Linked DNA regions of Homo sapiens: region 1 is linked to region 2. A link is an interaction called in ENCODE POLR2A ChIA-PET data of the cell type or tissue named here. Cell type or tissue: B cell. All regions are shown on one strand. Links, peaks and the distances in the headings refer to the core of each region. The heading gives the core; the rest is flanking DNA.

Evidence for each region. Peaks named below come from ENCODE experiments on the same cell type or tissue, not always from the same donor. Only the 100,000 strongest peaks of a DNase experiment are listed, where the experiment ranks them.
Region 1: POLR2A ChIA-PET joins it to region 2 with 9 read pairs; 2 of 35 experiments call an interaction of 5 or more read pairs at or near these places.

Annotation. Positions count from the first base shown.
Region 1 is chr2:127,345,809-127,353,700 of GRCh38, forward strand. The region is part of intron 1 of MAP3K2 (mitogen-activated protein kinase kinase kinase 2); the gene reads right to left. Among named protein-coding and RNA genes, the nearest start is that of MAP3K2-DT, 38 kb to the right of the region's middle. RefSeq lists an enhancer at 6,179-6,678. In B cell, for the core only: no CTCF peak of the experiment used is centred there; no DNase peak of the experiment used is centred there; H3K4me3 peaks cover 417 bases; H3K27ac peaks cover 1,773 bases.
Region 2 is chr2:127,281,865-127,293,189 of GRCh38, forward strand. ERCC3 (ERCC excision repair 3, TFIIH core complex helicase subunit) reads right to left here. Exons shown (of 15, transcript NM_000122.2): 3 at 10,746-10,982; 4 at 8,360-8,409; 5 at 7,825-7,960; 6 at 7,473-7,637; 7 at 6,796-7,000; 8 at 4,839-5,153. Among named protein-coding and RNA genes, the nearest start is that of ERCC3, 6.6 kb to the right of the region's middle. In B cell, for the core only: no CTCF peak of the experiment used is centred there; no DNase peak of the experiment used is centred there.

The DNA.
Region 1 (7,892 bases), core at 2,873-7,872, 64 kb after region 2:
CTTTGAGATAAAAATGAAAACACATCAAAACAAAATGTATTGGATGCATCTAAAGATAAAATTTATAACTGTAAATATTTACATTGACAAACAAGAAGGATGTCAAATCAATAACCTAACCTTTGACCTTAAAATACTAGAAGATGAGGAACAATTTAAATCTGAAACAAGCTAAAGGAATAGGGAGTAGAAAATAAAAATACCACTGAAATTTAAAAAAAAAATCAAGAAAACAAAAATTGGCCCTTTGAAAAGATCAACAAAACTAACAAACTTTTAGCTAATCAAAAAAAGAAGAGGGAAAACACAAATAACTAAATTCAAGAATTCAAAAGGGAGCAATTACACCAACCTTTCAGAAATAAAAAGGATAAGAGAATACTGTTAACAACTGTACATCAACAAATTAGATGACTGAGATGACACAGACAAATTCCTAAAAAGAAACAAATTATCAAAATCGACTCATCAAGAAGAAATTAAGAATTTGAACAGACCTATAAAAAGTAAAAAGACTAAATTAGAAATGAAAAATTTCTCACAAATAAAAGCCCTGGACCAGATCACTTCAAACATTTACAGAATTTACAAAAACTGGTTTTAAAAAAAAAAAAAAAAAAAAAAGAAGGAACACTTCCCAATTCATTGTGAAGCCAGTATTACTCCAATACCAAAACCAGACAAAGCCATCACAAGATGAGAAAACTAAAGATCAATATCTCATCAATACAGATGCAAAAATCCTCAATAAAATACTAGCAAACCTAACCTAGAACATTAAAAAACAAATTATATACCATGCACATTTGGGATATATCCAACAAAATCAAGGTTGGTTCAGCACATAAAATCCAATCAATGTAAAAAACCACATTAACAGAACAAAGAACAAAAACCAGGCAGGCACAGTGGCTCATGCCTGTAATCCCAGCACTTTGGGAGGCTGAGGCAGGCGGATCACCTGAGGTCAGGAGTTCGAAATCAGCCTGGCCAACATGGCAAAACCCTGCCTCTACTAAAAATACAAAAATTAGCCAGGCATGGTGATGGGCACCTATAATCCCAGCTACTTGGGAGGCTGAGGCAGGTGACTCCCTTGAACCTGGGAGGCAGAGGTTGGCAGTGAGCAGAGATCATGCTGCACTGTACTCTAGCCCGCGCGACAGAGCGAGACTCTGTCTCAAGGAAAAAAAGAAAAAAAAGAAAAAAGAACAAAAACCAAATCATCTCAAAACATACAGAAAACACATGTGCCAAAATTCAACACCCTTTTATGCTCAAAAGATAACAAACAGAAGAGGACATAATCAAGTTGATTATGGTGAAAAACTTCATGGTGAAAAACAGGATACATTCCCAGTAAGGCCAGGAATATGGGGATGTCCACTCTTGCCACACATCTATTTAATATTGTACTAGAGGTTCTAGTCAGAAGACGAGGCAAGAAAATGAAATAAACGGAATCCAGACTGGATAAGAAGTAAAACTATACCCATTTGCAAGTGACATAATCTTAGATACAGGAAAACCTAAGAAACAAACAAAAACAGTATTAGAATCAATAAACACGTTCAGCACAGATGCAGGATACAAGGTCAACATTCAAAAATCAATTATATTTCTATACATTAGCAATAAACATTCTGGAAATAAAATTAAGAAATCAATTTCATTTACAATACCACCAAAAAAAATAAAGTACTTAGGAACATATTTAACAACAACAAAAAAATGCAGCTTGCACTCTAAAAACTACAAAACACTGTTGAAAGAAATTAAAGTAGACCTAAATATACAGAAAGACATCCCATATTCATGAATGGGAAAACAATATTTTTAAGATAGCAATACTCCCAAAGTTATCTACAGATTCAATGAACTCTCTATCAAAATTCCAATGGCCTCTTTTAGCAGAAACGGAAAACTGATCCTTAAATTCATATGAAACTGCAATAGGCACTGAATAGCCACAACAATACTGAAAAAGAAAAATAAAGATGCTCAGTATCATCTGTCATCAGGGAAATGCCAATAAAAATCAAAATGACATACTACCTCACATCCAGTAGGATGACTATAATCAAAAAGAAAGACAATGACAGGTGGTAATGAAGATGTGAAGAAATATGAGCCACTGTTTCCACTCCTATTGTATATACCCAAGAGAACTGAAAGCACACAACCACACAAAACCCTGTAAATTCAATGCAGCACTATTTATAAGAACCCAAATGTCCATCAACTGATGAAGAGAGAAACATGTCCTATATCCATATGATGAAATATTATTGACCATGTGTGGTGGCTTACAGATTACATCTGTAATCCCAGCACTTTGGGAAGCTGAGATAATTGGATCACTTGAGGTCAGGAGTTTGAGACCAGTCTGTCCAATGTGATGAAACCCTATCTCTACTAAAAACACAAAAATTAGCTGGGCATGGTGGCAGGAGCCTGTAATCCCAGCTACTCAGGAGGCTGAGGCAGGAGAATTGCTTGAACATGGGAGGCAGATGTTGCAGTGAGCCCACATTACGCCACTACACTCCAGCCTGGACAACAGAGTGAGACTTCATCTCCAATAAATAAATAAACAAATAAATAAAATTCAGTCATTAAAAAGAATAAAGTACCTATACATGCTCCAACATGGACAAATTTATGCTAAGTGGAATAAGCCAGATTTTTAAAAAGCCCCATATTCCACTTACATGAAATGTCTAGAATAGCAAATCTACAGAGACTGAAAGTAGATTAGTGATTTCCTAAAGCCAGGGTATGGGAAATGGGGAATGACTGTGAATGAGTATGAAGTATCTTTTGGGGGATGAGGAAATGTTCTGGAGTGAGGCAGTGGTGATGGTTGCACAACTCTGTGAATAAATGAAAGATTACTGAATTGTAGTATTTAAAAGGGTGAATTTCATGGTATGCAAATTATAACTGAAAAAGGAAGGAAGGGAGAAAGGAAGGAAACAAAATAGAAGTGGCTGGTTCTATGAATAACTAGAGATCATTTGCTCACCTAGAGAAGCAACTGCCTCAGCTCCAGTCAATAGCTGCTACAGAAGTTCGGGCTCAGTATTATCAGATATGCTGGTTTTTCAAAAAGCCCTAATCCAAATTTTAATGTGAGATCTCCCCAATTTCAAATATTAGCAACTAATTCAAATTTTTACAAAAACAACCATGTTATCCTTGCATGCTGCCATTTTGTAAGCACTGACAACTTTAATTTCTTTTTAGTTATATTATTTTCAAATGTCAAGTAACATTAAGGAATTATCAAAGAAAAAATGTAAAAATTATTAACACAGAATATAACATAAAACAAGAAAGTGTTCCTTTCTTTTCTTTCTTTTTTTTTTTGGAGACAGGGTCTCACTTTGTTGCCCAGGTTAGAGTGCACTGGCATGATCACTGCCTGCGGCAGCCTCAACTTCCCTGACTCAAGTGATCCTCTTGCTGCAGCCTCTCAAGTAGCTGGGACTACAGGTACGCATCATGCCTGGCTAGTTTTTTGTTTTTGTTTTTGTTTTTTTATATGGCGTCTCACTGTGTTGCCCAGGCTGGTCTCAAACTCCTGGGCTCAAGCAATCCTCCTGCCTCGGCCTCTCAAAGTGTTGGGATTACAGGCCATCCAGCCTGGTCTCGAGAAAGTGCTCCCTTCATCATGCCTATCAGTACCATTTCAAGGGCAACCACTGTATTACCTCAGTTTTTAGGACTTTTAATCAAGACAAATATAAGACTAAATTTTAAACAGCTGAGAAGAAAACATCTAGTCTAAACATCTTATTTTAAAATCTGAGGGCCAAAAAGATAATATAACTTATAAAGTTGGACAAAGCTAAGACTTGAATACCTGTTTCTTATTTCTTACTCAAGTAAACTTTCCATAATGCCATATCACTCCAATTTACCTTTTGAGGAAACAACTAGCTGGAATACAAAATTCTCCTACCATACATATGCACATAGAGAAAGTCACAAAGTGGTTGGGGAAGTTTTATTTAGTATATTCTCTTTCAATAAAAATTTAAATTCTCAACGAAATTTTTCAGGTGGTTTTGTTTTGTTTTCTGTGACAGGGTCTTGCACTGTCACCCAGGCTGATGTGCAGTGGTACTATCACAGCTCACTGCAGCCTCAATCTCCCGGGCTTAAGCAATTCTTCCACCTCAGCCTATAGCATTTGCTACCACGCCCAGCTAATTTTCTGTAGAGATGGAGTTTTGCCACGCTGCCCTGATGTCTGCAAGTACCAATCCCCACTGTACGGCTGAGGAATCAGAATATGACTGAGATACAGCTGATTTAGAGGAGGTAATTGCAAAATGAGCCTAAAACATCTCACTGAACCAGAAAGAAAGCACATAAAGACTTATGGGGACATGTCAGAAGGCCACAGGCACAACTTGAAGGGGATTCCACTTATCAAATATGGGACAATTTGAGCATCAAAATAAAAATAATGTTGGATTACAGGCCCACTGAATAGAAAAAATGAAACAATGAAGTTAGGCCCAATAGCTATAATCTCAGCTACTCAGGAGACTGAGGCAGGAGGATCACTTCAGCCCAGGGGTTTGTATCCCACCAGGGCGACATGGCAAGATCCCATCTCCTGAAACAAAAACAAAAACAAAAAAAAAAAAAAAAAGAAAGAAGAAAACCATGAGTCCATAAAAACAAAGATAAACAAATAAATCAACAATGGGAGGAAGAGAAAGCTTTTTCTTACAGTAGAATGTCAACTAATGAATGTAATAAAATTAGAAAGACCACCATTCAGCAATCATCAATAGAAATAATTAAGTAATAATTCAACCAAGAAAAATCAACAAATGCTAAAGCTAGTGGATGAAAAGTGTGATGAGGAATGAGTTACTTAGTTTCAACACACCATCTCCAAAAAATAATCATTTCCACTCATTTTTCAAAGGAAAAAAAAGTACCCTTTCTAGTGTAGAAAGCCAGCAGACAAAAAAAAAAGCTTAAGTCAAGTGATCCATGTTAATTAAGATCATCAGTAACAGGCAAATTAAAATCATGTACCTAACTAGCCTGACTTCAATTTTTAAAAATTAAAAAAAAGTGCCAACTGGTAAGGTAACACTGAGAAGAATACCACATCACCTCTGTGATACTGCTACCAAAAATTGATAACCTGAATTGATTCATAGGGAAGCATTAGACAAATCTCAATTGAGAAATAGTCTAAGAATTAACTGCTCTGTAAACCTCAAAACTGTCGAAATCATGAAAGTCAAGGAAACGTTATGGCTGTTCTAGATTGAAATACATCAAAAAGACACAACAACTAAATGCAAATTATAATCCTGATTGAATTATTTTCCTAAAATGAGCATTATTGGGACTACTGGCAAAACTTGAATGGGTTCTGTGGATTAGATGATATAATCCACAGGTTCTATCAATGCTAACCTCCTCATTTTGACAGTTGGATTCTGGATATGTAGAAAAATATCCTTATTGATAGCAATTACAAACTAAAATATTGTGGGGTGATGGGACCTCATGTTAGCAAGTTACTCTCAAATAATCAAAACAAATTTCTTTATACTGGTTTTGCAACTTCTGGAACTTATTTCAGAAGAAAAAAATTGTAAAAACAAAAACAAAGTGAAAAAAATCTATTCTTCTCCAGTCTTATCAAGAAGCATCTCTATTTTTCCAGTTGCTCAAAACAAAAATTTTGAGATAGGCTTGACCCCTCTCATGCTCTCACCTTATATTCCAATCCATTAGCAAATCCCATTAGCTTTCCCTTAAAAATATATTTCACTACTCCAAGCCATAATCCTCTCTTGCATGGATTACTGAAATAGTTTCATATCTGATCAACTTGATTTTACTCCAAACTCTAATATAACTCATTTCCTATACAACAATAAGGATCACCCTTTTAAAAAGTAAGTCAGAGAATGTTAATGCTCTCTCTCTGTCAGAAAGTACTGGTAGTTTCTCTACTTTGAATAAATTCCAAAGTCCTTGCCATGGCTTACTTCATATAATCTAGACTTCCCTACTTCTTGTTTTTTTGTGTTTTTTTTTTCTTTTTTGAGACAGGGTCTTGCTTTGTCACCCAGGCTAGAGCGCAGTGGCACAATCATGGCTCGCTGCAGCCTTGACCTCTTGGGCTCAAGTGATACTCCCACCTCAGCCACCCAAGTAGCTGGTACTACAGGTACGCACCACCATGCCCAGCTAATTTTTGTATTTTCGGTAGAGACACGGTTTTGCTATGTTGCCCAGTCTGGTCTTGAACTTCTGGGCACAAGCAATCCACCTGCCTTGGCCTCCTAAAGTGCTGCGATTACAGCCGTGAGCCACCATGCCTGGCCAACTTCCCTACTTTTGGTGTTATATTCTACTACAGTAAAGGTTAGATACAGAACACTGCTACTTCCGCCAAGACTAACACAATGGATGATCCCATCCCCACCACTGCAAAAAAAGAAAAGAAAAGAGAAGGTTGTTTAAATACCGGTAGGCTAAAAACATAAATATCCATTACAGCTTCCATGGCAATGCACTCTCACGAGTCTCCATTCTTCACCCCACTTCCCACATCTCACCTGAGTCTGCTTCAGAATCTCTTCTTCCTTGTTTGGCTATTAAATGCCAGTGTCATTTGAAGTTTCATTCTTGCACTACTACTCTTTTCATTCTATTGAGTCTCTTGAAGAAACATCACCTATAAACTAACCCTCAAATCTGTATCTCCAATCTAGACAGAGCTAAGCTTCAAATTCCAAATTATATAAAACTAGTTGTTAGATATTTTAATCCTTGGCCACATGCTTAGGATGGCAAAGCAGTAAGTTAAAAAAGAGTGCATGCTTCCCTCTCCCTCTCCCTCCTCCTCCCCCTCCCTCCCTCTCCCTCTCTTTCCACGGTCTCCCTCTGATGCCGAGCCGAAGCTGGACTGTACTGCTGCCATCTCGGCTCACTGCAACCTCCCTGCCTGATTCTCCTGCCTCAGCCTGCCGAGTGCCTGCGATTGCAGGTGCGCGCCGCCATGCCTGACTGGTTTTCGTATTTTTTTGGTGGAGACGCGGTTTCGCTGTGTTGGCTGGGCTGGTCTCCAGCTCCTAACCTCAAGTGATCCGCCAGCCTCGGCCTCCCAAGGTGCCGGGATTGCAGATGGAGTCTCGTTCACTCAGTGCTCAATGGTGCCCAGGCTGGAGTGCAGTGGCGTGATCTCGGCTGGCTACAACCTCCACCTCCCAGCCGCCTGCCTTGGCCTCCCAAAGTGCCGAGATTGCAGCCTCTGCCCAGCCGCCACCCCGTCTGGGAAGTGAGGAGCGTCTCTGCCTGGCCGCCCATCGTCTGGGATGTGAGGAGCCCCTCTGCCTGGCTGCCCAGTCTGGAAAGTGAGGAGCGTCTCTGTCCTGCCGCCATCCCATCTAGGAAGTGACGAGCGTCTCTGCCCGGCCGCCCATCGTCTGAGATGTGGGGAGGGCCTCTGCCCCGCCGCCCCGTCTGGGATGTGAGGAGCGCCTCCGCCCGGCCGTGACCCCGTCTGCGAGGTGAGGAGCATCTCCGCCCGGCCGCCCCATCTGAGAAGTGAGGAGACCCTCCGCCCGGCAGCCGCCCCGTCTGAGAAGTGAGGAGCCCCTCCGCCCAGCAGCCGTCCTGTCTGAGAAGTGAGGAGCCCCTCCGCCCGGCAGCCGCCCCGTCTGGGAAGTGAGGAGTGTCTCCGTCCAGCAGCTGCCCCGTCCGGGAGGGAGGTGGGGGGGGTCAGCCCCCCGCCTGGCCAGCCGCCCCGTCCGGGAGGGAGGTGGGGGGGGTCAAACCCCGGCCCGGCCAGCCACCCCGTCCGGGAGGTGAGGGGCGCCTCTGCCCGGCCGCCCCTACTGGGAAGT
Region 2 (11,325 bases), core at 2,439-7,438:
TCAGACCAAGCTCCCCATGTTAGAGGGAAATGGTAGTCAAGGCAATGGCTACACCAACCCAGTGTGGGCCCCAGAGAGGCAACACTGGGGGACATACTGACCCAAGACAAGGATAAGGCAGGTAGGACTCTGCCTGGACACCCGTGACCCCATCACACCCCTCTATTACACTCTCCTACAGCCCTGACAGCTGTCACAGGTGAATAACTCACAGCATACTACTCAATATATTTTTACAGACATGCAGCTGTGGAACCACCTAGATCAGGATATAGAGAACCAGGCACCCAGAGGTCTCTCCCCTGACCCCTTCTGTCAATAACTAGCACTCTTCCTTGAGGGAAACACTCCTCTGACTTCTGAGAGGGGTCTGCCTCCTTTCTGAACTTTGCATGAATGAAATCATAGTATGCACTTTTGTGTGTGGCTTGTATCACTCAACATTATGTCATGGTTGTCATTTGGCATTTATTTGTGTGGTTACTTGGCTGTCCCTTCCACTTTGTCTCCAGTGCCAAGTACAGTGCCTAAACTTAGTAGGTTCTCAATAAATACCTGTAGAAATAATGAAACTGGCACAGTACCTAGCACACAGGAAGCACTTAATATACACAAGTACCATAATATGAATCATTAATAAAAAGGCATAACAGAGCTCCTTTTGAAAAATCTGTAAAACAGCACAGCAATCTTTATCCTTTGAGATAAATCTCAAAGATTGATCACTCCACCTAACCCAACACAGCAGACGTTAAGACAGTCAGGAGACTTACTGTGACTTCCTAGCATTCCCTTATTTAACATTTGCTCTCTGGGACAATGAGCATGGCCAGGCCACTGGGCTTATGGGGCCTGTACTCAAAAATCCCTTAGAGTTTGTTGGTTTCACTCCGCAACTCAACCAAAGACTAACTCATCCAGTGAACTAGACGAGAGACAGACAAACTCACAGACATATGTGAGTGTGAGATGCACCTTTTTGTACTTGTTCATCAGATAACCAATCCCAAATCTGTGCTGTTGTCCCCTGGAACCTGGGACCTGGGGCTTGGGTTAAAGAAAAACATGAACGTGTACCAAACATATAGTCAGACAGAATGCCTCAAGCCCTGAACACAGCTTCCAACCAAACTGCTACAGAACAATTCCAGACTCCTTTGTGGGTAGTGATTCTCTGTACCATCAATTTTCAATCCTAGCAGACCCAATACCCACCCTTCCACCTTTTTTCTTTTGAGTTTTTAAATTCTCACAGTAAAACTGACTTGGGGCGGGGGGTGGGGGGGGCACTTCTATGCATTTTAACATATTTACATTTTTGTAACCAGCACCACAATCAGGGTACAGATAAAGACAGCATCCCCCAAAATTCCCCTGTGCTCTCCTTTAGAGTCATCCATCTCTGACCCCCCACTTCTGGCAACCACTGATCTGCTGGCCAGCACTATACTGTCGTTGTATAAATGAAATCACATACTATGGAAGCTTTTGAGGCTGACTTCTTTCACTCAGCACCATGCTTTTGAGATTCATCCAGGTTGCAACATGCAGCAAGTTTGTTCTTTTTCACTACTGAGTAGTGTTCCAGTGTATGGATGTACCACAGCTTGTTTATCCAGACACCCACTGATGAGCACCTGGGTTTTGGATATTATGAACAGAGCTGCCATAAACATTCGTGTACAGGATTTTGTGTAAACCTCTTTTCATGTATCCAGGATACACAGGAATGGGACTGATGGGTCATGTGGTAATTTCATAATAAATGGACAAACTGTTTTCCACAGTGACCATACACTTTGCAATCCATCCCTCCAGGAATGTGTGACAGTTCAGTTGCTGTGACCTCATCAGCACCCGCACATCAGTATTTTTTATTTTGGCCCTTCTAACTGGCATATGGGAGCATCCTGTGGTGGGTTTAAATCTGCAGTTCCCTGATGACTAATGAGGTTGAACCCTTTTTCAAGTGCTTTTTTGACATATGTATATCCTTTTTTGGTGAAATGTCTATCAATTTCTTTGGCCTATTTCTTAACCTTTTTGCCATGGCCTGAATGCCTAACAGGAAACTCAAATTCACACATCTAAAGCCCAACTCCTGATAGTCACCTTCCAGACCAGCTCCTTTGAGAGTGTTCCCCATCTCAATTAATGCCCACTGTATCCTCCCTTTGTTCAAGCCAAAAACCTTAGTGTCATTCTTGATTTCTCTCTGATTCCACACCTGACCTGTCAATTAAAGCTTCACAACATATCCAGAGTCGGATCACGCCTTCATCCTTACTGGGATTCCACAAACTCACCTCACCGCTTCTGTCTTGCTTCCTTCAGTCTATTTCCAGCACAGCAGCCAGGGCAGTATTTTTACAGTGTAAAGTCAACTCATGTCATGCTCTGCTCAAATCCCTCAGATGGCTTCACACTAAGAGTACAAGCCAAAGTTCTTGTCGTGGCCTACAAGGTCCTACAAGACCTGCCCCAATACCGCTAATCTTCCTCAGCCTTGACTACTGTTCCTATGCTCTCCTCTGGCCGCATGGCCACCTTGTGCTGTCTCACTATGCCAAGTACTTTCCCACAGCAGGGCCCACACCCTGGGCTTCCATCAGAAAGACCTCCAATCCCTCCCTGGCCAGCTGTGAACATCTCTAGGTATCTCCAGAAACCCATCAGGGCTGAAGAGCTCTCATGCACAGAAAGAACCAGATGCTGGGGCCATTTTGACATTTTGAACACTACCTGTGAAAATGCCTCAGATTTCATTTTGTTCATAGTAACCTCTATTAGACTCCTTAATTTACCCTAATCTGTTCATCTTTATTTTTTTTTTTTGAGACAGAGTCTCACACTCTGTCACCCATGCTGGAGTACAGTTGCACAATCATGGTTCACTGCAGCCTCAACCTCCCAGGTTCAAGTGATCCTCCCACCTCAGCCTCCTCAGCAGCTGAGACCACAGGTGCACACCACCACACTTGGCTAATTAAAAAAATTTTTTTTTGTAGAGACATGTCTCACTATGTTACCCAGGCTAATCTTAAGCTCCTGGGCTCAAGCAATCCTCCTGCCCTGGCCTCCCAAAGTGCTAGGAGACTACAGGTGTCAGCCACCATGCCCACTCCTAATTTGTTAATCTTAATCCCTTAATCTGTTTTTATCAAAAAAGATTCGCCCAAAAAACTATACAGCAATAAAAGGAACAAACTACTGATAAATGCTAAGGCACAGATGAATCATTATGGGAAGTGAAAGAAGCCAGACATAATATATATTGTATGATTGTGTTTATATAAATTTTCCATAAAAAGCAAATCTATAGTGACAGCAGTTCAGTAGTCATCTGAAGCTAGATAGAGAAACAAAGATTGACTGCAAATGAGTACAAAGGAAATCTAAAACTGGATCATGGTGGCCGAATGCAGTGGCTCACGTCTATAATCCCAGTACTTTGGGAGGCCCAAGCAGGCAGATCACTTAAAGTCTGGACTTCAAGACCAGCCTGGCTAACATGGCGAAACCCTTTCTCTACTAAAAATACAAAAATTTGGCCAGGTGTGGTACTTTACGCCTGTAATCCCAGGGTGAGGCTGAGGTGGGCGGATCACCTGAAGTCAGGAGTTTGAGACCAGCCTGACCAACACGGAGAAACCCTGTCTCTACTAAAAATATAAAATTAGCTGGGCATGGTGGCGCACACCTGTAATCCTAGCTACTCGGGAGGCTGAGGCAGGAGAATCACTTGAACCCGGGAGGCAGAGCTTCCAGTGAGCTGAGATTGCACCACTGCACTCCAGCCTGGGCAACAAGAGCGAAACTGTCTCAAATAAAAAAAAATTAGCCGGGTGTGGTAGTACACACCTGTAGTCCCAGCTACTTGGGAGGCTGAGGCAGGGGAATCAGTTGAACCCTAGAGGCGGAGGTTGCAGTGGGCCAAGATCACACGACTGCACTCCAGCCTGGGCAACAAAGCAAGATGCCATCTCAAAAAAAAAAAGAAAAGAAAACTTGGATCATGGTCATGGTTGCACTGGTCCACAAATTTACTAAAACTCATTGGATTATATATTTACAAGGGGTGATTTTATGGTATATAAATTAAATCAATAGAGCAGCTTAAAAAAAAAAGGTTTGCCCATGATACTTGGAGAAGTAGGGCTTCTATTACATATTGACTAAGGATCAATATTCCGGGCTTCAAATAAAACACATCACCACCATTTTGGGAAGGGCTTTTCAGTGCTCCTAACCCAGTTTTTAGAGGGCCATTAAAAAACGGATGAAGCTGAGCAGCAAAAGGAAGATGGAGGAAAGAAAATATCATTTTCTAAATCACTACTGAGCCAGTGATTAAGCAAACTGTGAATGTGAACACTCCTGCCTGCATCCCACTTAAGAATTACTGGCCGGGCACGGTGGCTCACGCCTGTAATCCCAGCACTTTGGGAGGATGAGGTGGGTGGATCACGAGGTCAGGAGTTCAAGACCAGCCTGGCCAAGATGGGGAAACCCTGTCTCTACAAAAATACAAAAATTAGCCTAGCATGGTGGCAGGTGCCTGTAATCCCAGCTACTCAGAGGCTGAGGCAGAGAACTGCTTGAACCTGGGAGGTGGAAGTTGTGGTGAGCTGAGATCGTGCCACTGCACTCCAGCTTGGGTGACAGAGTGAGACTCCCTCTCAAAAAAAAAAAAAAGAACTATTAAAAGCTTTACCCAGCAAGCCAGCAAGTCTTTCTAGCCAGTTGGGTGGGCTACACAGCAGTCCCTTTCCCAACCTAACAACTGGAAATTGGTTTGTCTGTTCAGCAAGTGGACAGCTCAGCTCCAGCCTGCTTACCTGGTATGGTGTGCACTTCATCCAGGATCATGAGGCCCCACTCCTGGGTCTTGAGCCACTCCATGACTCGCTCGGCCTCCCAGGACCTTTTGGTGGTGTGGCCCAGCATGGAGTAGGTGCTAATGGCAACGGAGCAGCCGATGGGCTTGTCCTTGGCATCGGAGGTGAACCGGCAGATCTGGCTGTCGTCAATGGTGGACCACATCTTGAACTGGGCTTTCCACTGCTCCACAGAAACAGCTGAGTTGCCCAGCACCAGACAGCGTTTTCTGACAGTGCATGCAGCAGTCACACCAACCAGGGACTTTCCAGCACCTACAAGAAACAAGAGTGCAATCCCACCCAAGGACAGGTTGAAATGAAGGACAGGGACAGGCAGAATGACTCACAAGTACAGCAATCTAGGAAAATGTCTTGTAACAGTCCACATAGCTGACATCTGAGCGACACACACTGCTCCAGCCTGTTTTCTTCTTTATAATGAGGAGACATGCCCACTTCACATACATATGTGAGAAATGGCAGGCGCTGGGGCCTACTGTAGCACTTTACACACATCTCATTTAAATGTCAAAATCTCAAAACAAACCAGTGAGAAGAGAAATGCCTGTTATTGTTATTTTAAAGATAGAAAAACCTGGCTGAGCCACCATGCCACGGTGGCTCATACCTGTAATCCCAGCACTTTGGGAGGCCGAGGTGGGTAGATCACATGAGGTCAGGAGTTCAAGACCAGCCTGGCCAACATGGTGAAACCCTATCTTTACTAAAAATACAAAAAATTAGCCGGGCATGGTGGCGGGCGCCTATAATCCCGGTCACTTGGGAGGCTGAGGCAGGAGAATATCTTGAACCCAGTAGGCGGAGGTTGTGGTGAGCCAAGATGGCGCCACTACACTCCAGCATGGGCAACGGAGCAAGACTCTGTCTCAAAAAGAAAAAAGAAAGATTGAAAAACTAAAGCTGAGGAGTACTTTACCTTGCCCACAGCCACGGGACAGTGAAGCTACTGGGTCCCAGCATGCCTGGCCCACAGAAGGAGGCACTCGGCAAAAGACCACTATTATTATTACACAGCAAACGGGGCTGAGAATTCAGGGATGCGCTATGTGTGTACAGAGAAAATGAAATTCCAGGAGCTTCTGAGTTTACTACCATCCACCATTTGAAGATCAAGAGAAAAATCAAGCTTTTCCATTAAACAGAGATCCTTCCTTTATTATAAAAATACACTGTGAGTTACCAGGAATAAACGTAAATAAAAAAAATTTGTAAAGTGAAATAAAAAAGGAAAACAACATCAAAATAACCCTTGGAGTTTTGGAAAAAAAGAACCTCCCCTTCCCTGAAGACCTTGCCTCTGTAAGTCCTCAGTGGGGTCCCAAGGTGAGTCTGCTGTGGTCTCTGGCCAAGAAGCTAGGCTAGGACCTGACACTACTGGGATAAGTGGTCAAACAGGTGCCCAGGGGGCCACTCCTGCCTTTCCCTGGACCTGCACACCATCCTAGTCATCCAGGAACACCAAAGTTTCTGCGCTAGGGAGTCTCCAAATACACAACCCCTAAGGCTGATTCAAGAACAAGAACCTAACCCCACTAAGTGCAACAGCCCCTTGCCATCATTACAATCTCACCCCTCATGTGCTCTAATTTTTCTTCGCTGACTCTAGCACCACCCAAGGTTGTACACATCTGCTTACCATCTGTCTCTTCCCCAGAAGAGTGAGCTCCATGAGGTCAGAAGTGTTGTTCTAGCCACCATAATACCCCCAGTGTCCAGGCCAGGGCCCATACACAGCAAGCACTCAAATATTTGTCAAGTCATGAATCAGGGAGTCACCTGATCTTGGCTTTTCAGCAAGGTGTGATTTAGGGAAATGTGCAGAGAGAAAGCGGGAGGCAGCTGGCAGATCCAGACACAACAGCCTGACCACCTTCTTAACTCTGGTACCACTTACCGCAGGGAAGAACAATGACCCCCGAACGTGCACGCCCGTTTCCAAACATCTTTCGCAAGCTCTTCTCCTGATAGGGTCTGAGGACAGCTGTGGGCTTTAGGTCAATGTTGATATCAGGGTTGACAGAATCATTCCGGAAGTCATATTCTGCCAACAGAGGGTACTCCAGGTGGATGCAACGTTTCTGGAGTTCCTCAATCATTTCCTGGAAAGAGGGCACAAAAGGGGTTTTAAAATCTTGTTACTGTGCTCAAAAACATTACATCTTCTAAGAGGTCCAATGGTCAAAAAAGTGGCATTCTATCTAAACTTCTACAAGATTTTAGATCTTGCTCAGTCAACAACCGGGATAAAGCACAGAAAAGCAACCCAGACTAACAACACTTTGAAAATGAAATCTAATCAGCAGGCAAAATTGACCTTCAGGCACCATTTCTCACATCTCCTCAGGAACCTGTGAAGACCAGCCTACCAGCCTGAAAAAGAGGACACTGGGACTTTAACTCCATCAGGAGAAATGATGCCATGGCTCACAGATAATAAAAAGGAGAAAGCAATTCAGGGACCAACAGGGACTCCTTCCTTTCACACAGACTACAGGCAGAGTCGACACATGGCTGGACTAGCTTCTAACAGCAGCTCAGTGAAGGAACCAGGAGGAAGGTACATTCACTAACCTGCTTGACTTCAAAAGACACTGTCTGTGTCTCTTCTTCTTCTTCTTCATCCTTGTCCATTTGCTCATAGAAGTCAAACAGGTCCATGGGGATGTCAGATTTACCCTGTGGATCTGTCACTCGGGAAGTGGAGGGCCCACCACTGCTTTCAGCAGTCTTAGAAATCTGTGAGAGAGGTAGGTGCTGAACGTGCACACAACATTTAATTCTGCTGTTATCAAGCAATGGGTGAAGTTGTAAAGGGTAGAACCAGCAGGGCTGCTAGGTTGTAAGTGCTGGGTTAAAGACACCTGAGAGAACTGAAATCCTAAATGCCTGCCCCCACCCAAGGGTGGCCCAGGAGTCCACATACGGCAGATTTGCTTGTGAAAGTCTCTGTGATGAGCTCAGTGGCCTCCCCTTCAGAGTTTCTTAAGCGGCATTCTCGGATCACGGGGTCCTGGAGAAGATGCTGGATTACATCAGGGTGGCAACTTTCAACGAAGTATCTGCAAGCAGGGGAGGAAGAAGGGGTCTACTGACCAGCAGGTACCTCCTGGAGATTCCACTGCTCATTCAATTAGATGGTCTGGAAATACAAGCCTCATGACTCTCCCCACAACCCTTCGCCAAATCTGTACCATGAGCTGCCGGCCATGATTTAACATATGAGGGTTGTGACTTTGAGGTCAAGTAGGCAGGGGCCTGAGCCCAGCTCCACTGCTAGAGGAAATACAGTGGCCAGTGGATGAGTTTCCAGTCTGGGCCACATCTCTTGTTTCTCTTCTCTTATCTGTGCTTCACAGAAAAGACAGCATAAACATCAGGTCCTTCCCATATCCCTTTATTCCTGCTGGTGCGCAGAAAGTGACAGTGCCTTGGGACAGGCCTGTCATGGAATCTCTTACCTGTTGTGCTTCAAGACCAGCTTGACTTTTCCATAGCTGACAGTACACAACTGCAAATACAGATAACATCCAACAGGTAAATGTGCAGCTAACTCAGAACACATTCATTACTGGTCACATCTTACACCTACCAACCAAGTGAAAAGTTCATTTTACTTTAGGGAAACCCAACTTGCAATCCTAAAGTGGTCAGATGTGCCTAAACTGAGCTTTTTCCATTGGCCTCTGCTTTCTGAGAACAAAATCTTCCTCTTGCCTGGGTAATTCTGATGCATATCCATTAAGTTATAAAACGCTGCTTAAAATCTTGCATTCTGCCTTTCCTCTCTATTCCCACAGCCCCCACCCTAGTCTAGAGAAGACCACACCAGTATTACTACAACTCCACAGAGTATGTGCACAGTAATTGCGGCTTAAATAAAATGCAAAGCCTCTTCACCAATGCTCCTATTTCCCCAAATAGAATGTAAGCATCTTGATGGCAGAGAATACAGCTTAAATCCTCCCAGGTTCCCAACCACCTTTAGGAAGGAATACAGTAGAGGCTGTGTGGCAACAATAAAAATTTGCCACTCAGGCCAGGCACGGTGGCTCACACCTGTAATCCTAGCACTTTGGGAGGCCGAGCCAGGTGGATCACCTGAGGTCAGGAGTTCGAGACCAGCCTGGCCAACATGGTGAAACCCCATCTCTACTAAAAATATAAAAATTAGCCGGGCATGGTGACGGGCGCCTATAATCCCAGCTACTTGGGAGGCTGAGGCAGGAGAACTGCTTGAGCCTGGGAGGTAGAGGTTGCAGTGAGCCAAGATCATGCCACTGCTATCCAGCCTGGGCGACAGAGCAAGACTCCGTCTCAAAAAAAAAGAAAAAAAAAATTTGCCAGTCAGACTTTGAGGGGCTGCCTATCCCCGCTGTTGTCCCTGATCCACCACTACAGTGCACCAACACCTACATCCCTGCAGGCAATTCGCAGCCAAGACCAGGCAGAGCCACAGTGTTGGTACAAGGTCCTCTCCTTGGGCACGCTTTCTTTTTTGTTGTTGTTCTGAGGCGGAGTCTCACTCTGTTGCCCAGGCTGGAGTGCAATGAATGGTGAGATCTCAGCTCACTTCAACCTCTGCCGCCCGGGTTCAAGTGATTGTCCTGCCTCAGCCTCCTGAGTAGCTGGGATTACAGGCACCCACCACCATGCCTGGCGAATTTTTGTATTTTTAGTAGAGACAGGAATTTCGCCATGTTGGCCAGGCTGGTCTTGAACTCCTGACCCCAGGTGGTCCACCCACCTCAGCCACCCAAAGTGCTGGGATTACAGGAGTGAGCCACTGCACCTGGCCGGGCACGCTTTCACATCACAGGAAAAGAGAGTTCTCTCCAGGACTCCTGCAGCTTCTCTGGGACTGGCTGCAGTACCATACTGAATTCCTGTGGCACTCTTCTGCCACTCCAGATCCCAAGGTCTGAATCTGACTCCTTTTGGATCAGCCAAAGGCAATGAAAGCCACTGTCCATCTCTTTTAAATGGCATTCACCCATCTCGCAGAAGAAACCTAGCATGTTCAACTATTAATCACATGGAACCCTCTTTGTTTTGTCAAAAACATCTGAAGTTGTTTTTGACTTTCCCTCATGGAACTTGTTGACTATTGGTCTCCTGCAGATACTTAGCTTTAGACAGAGTTTACCACCTGTGTTAGTCAGCTTGGGCTGCCATAATAAAATTCCAGACTGGGTGGCTTCAACATTAGAACTGTATTTTCTCAGAGCTGTGGAGGCTGAAAGTCTATGATCAAGGTATCAGCCGATTCAGTTTCTGGTGAAGGCTCTTGTCTATGGACCACCTTCCCATTGTGTACTCACATGACAAGAAGGGCAGGTGAGAGAAAGCATGCTCCGGTGTCTCTTCTTAGGAGGACACTAATCATAGCGGATCACGACCTCATTTAGTCTTAACTACTTTCTTACTCCAAATACATTACCATTGGATATTAGGTTTTGAAGACAAAATTTGAGGGGAACACACACAATTCAGTCCCCAGCACACTCACTTTGGGCTGCATTTCCAAATTCTCCCTGGCTACAATGGGCCTGAATTAGTAGCCCCTCTGTGTTAATACCCACAGCTGGGAGCGGCTCATGAGAAGCGTGGCCTCACCCAGAACACAATGCTGGATCCAGAGTGTAGCGGCTCATGAGAAGCATGGCCTCACCCAGAACACAATGCTGGATCCAGAGTGTAGCGGCTGGGGTAATCAGTCGTTATGCTCCCCACAGGAAATCTGAATGGCACATTCTCATGGCTGCCACAGGCTGACAACATGGAGCACCTATGCCTATTGTTACATTAGCAGGGCAGGTGGAATTGCTGGTCTCAGCTGTCACTTGCCTTAATAAACTGCATAATTCCATCAGGGACTCCAGTCTTGCTGAGCTTCCTGAGGTACTCGGTGATGTCACTGGTTTGCAGCCCAACGCTGACAGCTGCATACAAGGAGTAGGCAGTTAGTTTGTACTCATGCACATGGGTTGGTCGGCACACTGGCTCTGCAATAGCCACCAAGAAGTCTTGGGCATATTTGTAAACTGGAGAGAAGGCTTCCAAGAAGATATGGCCATCGGGAGCCTGAGAGATACCAAATGGACAAAACAGACAAGGAAACATGAGTTGCAGAGACTACTGGGCTCTTGCCCATATCATTATCAAGAAAGAATAAGCTGCCCAACACCACAGATATTCTTGCAAGCACTCCTTCAGACAACTGTGGGGCCTGTTACATTAATCAGATACAGAAGAGTAAAGAAAAATAGAAGAAAGTGTTTCCAAAGTCAACAGCTGTTTCCTACTATTCTGCACAGAGAAAGCCCATCTTACTGGCTATCCTCAAGTTACCTTTTGGCTAGATTTCAACTAAATGTATAACATTAATTATTTAAAGTAGAGCAAAAGCTTGCTACCGAACATGTCT